Linked DNA regions of Homo sapiens: region 2 is linked to region 1. A link is an interaction called in ENCODE POLR2A ChIA-PET data of the cell type or tissue named here. Cell type or tissue: A673. All regions are shown on one strand. Region 1 holds the start of FAM222B (family with sequence similarity 222 member B). Region 2 holds the start of PIGS (phosphatidylinositol glycan anchor biosynthesis class S).

Region 1 (2,500 bases):
AGAAAAAAGAGCCATGGTGATGAGGAGAGAGTTTAGTCCTGTACCTCCTCTTGCCTGCTGCTTTCAAGTCTGTTTTGTTGAATTCTCAGGACTCGATTGAGCTTAGTCTCTTGTCAGGCTATGCCAAAGCAGCACAGTAGTCTAGGGACTGACAGTTGGGCCTCACTGGACTTTAGTGGTTTTCTTTTACCAGTTTGAAAAAGGGCCAGGCTCACAGTGAGAGCTGGAAAGCAGGGGACTATTTGCCTGCGAATTCCTCAATAGCATACACGCGATGCCTAGAACATTTCTGTCCAATAAACAGCATGTGCTTGATAAACATACTGAACTTAGCGGTGTCCCCAGTGCATTCTAGGCGAGGTCACCTCCTTGACAAGGTCCCCAGGACTTCATTGCACCTCCTAGCTAGTAGCGTATTCTAGGATGGCAAAGCTGCCTTTACATAATTACCCCCGATACATTCTAGACACGATCATCTTGAAAGAGACCCAAATTTTACCAGGCATGGTGACTCAGGCCTGTAATCCCAGCACTTTGGGAGGCCGGGGCGGGCGAATCATCTGAGGTCAGGAGTTCGAGACCAGCCTGGCCAACATGGTGAAACCCCGTCTCTACTAAAAATACAAAAGTTAGCCAGGCGTGGTGGTGCAAGCCTGTAATCCCAGCTAGTCAGGAGGCTGAGGCAGGAGAATCGTTTGAACCCGGGAGGCGGAGGTTGCAGTGAGCTGAGATCGCGCCACTGCACTCCAGCCTGGGCAACAAGAGCAAAACTCCGTCTCAAAAAAAAAAAAAAAAAAAAAAGACCCAGGCTGGGCGCGGTGGCTCATGCTTGTAATCCCAGCGCTTTAGAAGGCTGAGGTGGGTGGATCACCTGAGGTCGGGAGTTCGAGACCAGCCTGACCAACATGATAAAACCCCGTCTCTACTAAAAATACAAAATTAGCTGGGCGTGGTGGTGCATGCCTGTAATCCCAGCTACTCGGGAGGCTGAGGCAGGAGAATCGCTTGAACCCGGGAGGCGGAGGTTGTTTGAGCCGAGATCACGCCATTGCACTCCAACCTGGACAACAAGAGCGAAACTTCGACTCAGAAAAAAAAAAAAAAAGACCCAAATTTATCATCAGTGGTCACCTCAGAGCACCTGAATTCAGGCCTTTAAGTGCAAGTAGGATGCAGAATTCTGGAAGAGCCAGTAAGTCTGTGGCTCCTTGGGGAAGCGCGATCCAAGGGTTTAGTAACCTAGGCACGGTACTCCAGAGGCGTACCCTGAGGCAGCCGCCAAATTCTCTAAGCCTCAGAATTCTTCAAGGCCAGCTCCCATGTCCACTAGAGACCCAGGGGTCCAGACCATCAGGCACTGAGGAAGACGCCCCCGGCAGGGGCTGCGCAGGCGCGTGCGGCCCGAAAGGGCCCAGGCGCTACACGCTGCGCAGGCGCAGGAGCGGCTCCGGGTAGTCCCCACAGCTGCGCCGGTGACTGAGGGGCCGGGCAGTGGAGAAGTGGTGGCGGCGGGCGGCGGGCGGCAAAGGAGCAGCCATGAGGGCCGGGCCCAGTCACCGACCGTGAGTAGTGGTGGAGGGGGAGTGGACAACGCGTGGGAAGAGGGTAACTTAGCGGAAGGATACATGACTTTGTGGGGTGGGCTCTGACTGTGGGAGACGGAAGGGCGTGGGGGAGGTACAGTTTGAGGTGATGATGGGAGAATTTGGGGCACGGGTGGCCCGGTCGCCGGCCGCAGAGCTGGACAGCTTGGTGGAGGGGGACGGGGTTGCGTGCTGTGGAGTGAAGCAGCCCATTTGTATCATCCCTTCCTCCAGGAGCTTTTGGTCGCCTCTCCTTTCCGCTTCTTTCAGAGAATGATTGCGGGGGGAGGGTGGTGGAGGATGAAAGCTCTGCTGGAGCTTAAGAAGCCACCTCTGAACCAGGCAGGGGAAGGGTCGGTCTCCCGGAGTAATAGGCTGCTCTGGGTAGAGGATGGGAGTCGGGAACCCTCTTTTGAAAGCCGGGAGGGGTCTAGGGAAAAGAGCTAGGGGCTTAGAGTCAGGCAGGTTCGAAAGGAAGTCCACCATTGATAAAGCTGTTAGGTAACCTTGGGCAGGTCCCACTTAACCTTTCTGAACACCAGGAAGATGTCATGCTTCAAACGGGCTATTGCAAGCATCACCTATGTAATTGAGATTGTTTATGCAAATTGTGAATTGTAAGTACTATGTTGATGTTAATGTATCACCAACAATGTTAGTGGAATTTAGACCTTACCGTTGTTAATGGAATGACTGATTTCTCTGTTAAGATAAGAAGCGTATTGTTTGTAAAACCTCAGTAGACACATATGTGCTTTCTTTATGGGCACAGCAGACCATGTGCAGAACTACCAGTTCTGTAATGTGATAAATTAGCCATCAGACTTCTGTAGGAAAAATACCGTACTCCGGCGTTTTTACAAACGGTTTGCAGCTCCTCACCCGAAAGGATGGAGGGCCAATCTATTAAAATATTT
Region 2 (2,500 bases), 270 kb after region 1:
ATAAGAGTGGGTGGGAGTCTCTCCCATCTCGCAGTGTTAAGCCCAGCTGGGACCTGGTACCTTCCACTAGGGTGAGCCACACCAGTAAGGGCAAGCGAGCACCTGGACTCCCGCCCAAAGAGGAAAACCAAGGCTCTGCGGGCTGCCAGGGCTGAGCAGGGCATCTAGGAGGTTGCCAAGGGCTATGGCCCATTTTCATTTGGGGTAGAAGTGGGCACAAAGGGAGCCAATTGGAGGGTCTGGGTAAGGACAGCTCTGGTGAGGCCTGATGCTGAACTTTAACCACTGGGCTGGGTTGTGAGGTAGGCTGAGAACCTGGGTCTAAGCAGATAAAAAGAAGAGATAACAAGCTGCGTGTGTTCTGTGTCAACTGGGGAGGCTACAAATGCTCCACCCTGTGTGGCCTGACTTTATAATAACAAAAATAGCTTGCACATAGCACCAACCCTGTTCTAATCACTTTATATGTACTGACACATTTCATACAACTCTATAAAGTAGGTACTATTACTATCATCCCTATTTTAATAGAGAAAACAGGCACAGATAGGCACAGAACGATCTTCTCACGATCACTCACCTAATAAGTGATGAAGCCAGGATTTGAACCGCAGTGATCAGCATCTAGAGTCTGGGCTCATGACTTTTCAAGATTTTTAAGTGAAGTATTCTGAGTTTTCCAAGTTGGAAATGAATTAAAACGTATTTTAAAATAGCGAGAGAGCCAATTGTGCTAAAACATACTAGCTTGCTACCTCCGTGTTTGAGGCTTTGAGGAGAGGGCACCCTAAGAGGAGTTCTACGATAAGGATAATAAGACCGTGACAGTTGACGTTGAGGGCTTTCCGTGTGCCAGGCTCCTTACAAGAACGGCCTCATTTATGTAAATATCTCCATTTTCAGATGAGCCTCGGAGCTGCCTGTAGTTGCCCAGCTAGTATTTAAGGACTGCAGAGGTTGCGCTCTTGATTGCGGGGCTAGAAGTGTGTTCTACAGGGAAGCGGGGAACTTCGTTCCAGCAGCGCCGAAACCCGCACGGCCCCTAGGCTGTCCCTCCGCGCCCGGGTGACTTCCTTTCAGATCCCCAGCGAAGCTCCCAGCGGAGCCCTCCCACCCCTCGCCCGCTTGCTCCCGTCTGCGGGTCTGGAGTAGCGCTCGCGATTGGCCCCGATCACCGCCGCGGTCCTGCCCCCTCGTTGCAGAGATTCCGATTGGGTGAGGCTCACGAAGCTCTGCCCCCACGGTGGCCGGAGCAGCCGGAAGCTAGCATGGCGGCCGCCGGGGCTGCGGCTACACACCTAGGTGCGGTGGGCTTCGGGTGGGGGGCCTGCAGCTAGCTGATGGCAAGGGAGGAATAGCAGGGGTGGGGATTGTGGTGTGCGAGAGGTCCCGCGGACGGGGGGCTCGGGGGTCTCTTCAGACGAGATTCCCTTCAGGCTTGGGCCGGGTCCCTTCGCACGGAGATCCCAATGAACGCGGGCCCCTGGAGGCCGGTGGTTGGGGCTTCTCCGCGTCGGGGATGGGGCCGGTACCCTAGCCCGTTTCCAGCGCCTCAGTCGGTTCCCCATGCCCTCAGAGGTGGCCCGGGGCAAGCGCGCCGCCCTCTTCTTCGCTGCGGTGGCCATCGTGCTGGGGCTACCGCTCTGGTGGAAGACCACGGAGACCTACCGGGCCTCGTTGCCTTACTCCCAGATCAGTGGCCTGAATGCCCTTCAGGTGAGACTGCTGTGCGGGAGGGTCGGGGGACAGCCCCCCCGGCAAGGTGGAGACTCAGTGACGGCCCTGATGCTCCTTCCTGTAGCTCCGCCTCATGGTGCCTGTCACTGTCGTGTTTACGCGGGAGTCAGTGCCCCTGGACGACCAGGAGAAGCTGCCCTTCACCGTTGTGCATGAAAGAGAGATTCCTCTGAAATGTGAGTTACTGGGGATCAGGGCTGCTTTTCGCCTCTGAGCTCAGTTCAGAGCTGAGTTGGGTGGGAGGAGCGGGGGTGTACCATAAACGCAGTTAAAAACTTACTGTTGAAAGACCTCTGAATGAACAGTGTGTTTGGTCAGAAAAAAACTACTTTCAAATTCACAGTCACTAAATAGCAATTTTACTCGTAAGACAGGCTACCTAATCGGAAGCAGTTGATGCCCATCAGGGTATAGGGGAAGAGGTGGGATATAGTGGAAAGAACACAGAGTTTGAAATTAAATTGGATTTGCATATAGGCCCTATTTAGTTTGTTTGTTTATTTATTTATTATATTTTGAGACGGAGCTTCGCTCTGTCGCCCAGGCTGGAGTGCAGTGGCGCCATCTTGGCTCACTGCAACCTCTGCCTCCTGGGTTCAAGCGATTCTTCTGCACCAGCCACCCGAGTAGCTGGGATTACAGGCGCGCGACACTACGCCCAGCTAATTTTTGTATTTTTAGTAGAGACGGGGTTATGCCATGTTGGCCATGCTGCTCTCGAACTCCTGACTTCAGGTGATCCGCATGCCTCAGCCTCCCAAAG

Evidence for each region. ChIA-PET counts read pairs that join two places held together with the same protein. Peaks named below come from ENCODE experiments on the same cell type or tissue, not always from the same donor. Only the 100,000 strongest peaks of a DNase experiment are listed, where the experiment ranks them.
Region 2: POLR2A ChIA-PET joins it to region 1 with 11 read pairs; 4 of 35 experiments call an interaction of 5 or more read pairs at or near these places.

The regions. Positions count from the first base shown.
Region 1 is chr17:28,841,744-28,844,243 of GRCh38, reverse strand. It overlaps FAM222B (family with sequence similarity 222 member B), which reads left to right and starts at 1,454. Exons shown (of 3, transcript NM_001077498.3): 1 at 1,454-1,562. RefSeq lists a silencer at 1,486-1,675 and an enhancer at 1,361-1,875. In A673, no CTCF peak of the experiment used is centred here; a DNase peak (open chromatin) is centred at 1,433; H3K4me3 peaks cover 1,474 bases; H3K27ac peaks cover 1,502 bases.
Region 2 is chr17:28,570,265-28,572,764 of GRCh38, reverse strand. PIGS (phosphatidylinositol glycan anchor biosynthesis class S) reads left to right here and starts at 1,241. Exons shown (of 12, transcript NM_033198.4): 1 at 1,241-1,302; 2 at 1,577-1,716; 3 at 1,802-1,913. The coding sequence starts at 1,269. RefSeq lists enhancers at 861-910, 1,601-1,720 and a silencer at 1,701-1,897. In A673, no CTCF peak of the experiment used is centred here; DNase peaks (open chromatin) are centred at 1,144 and 1,834; H3K4me3 peaks cover 1,980 bases; H3K27ac peaks cover 1,546 bases.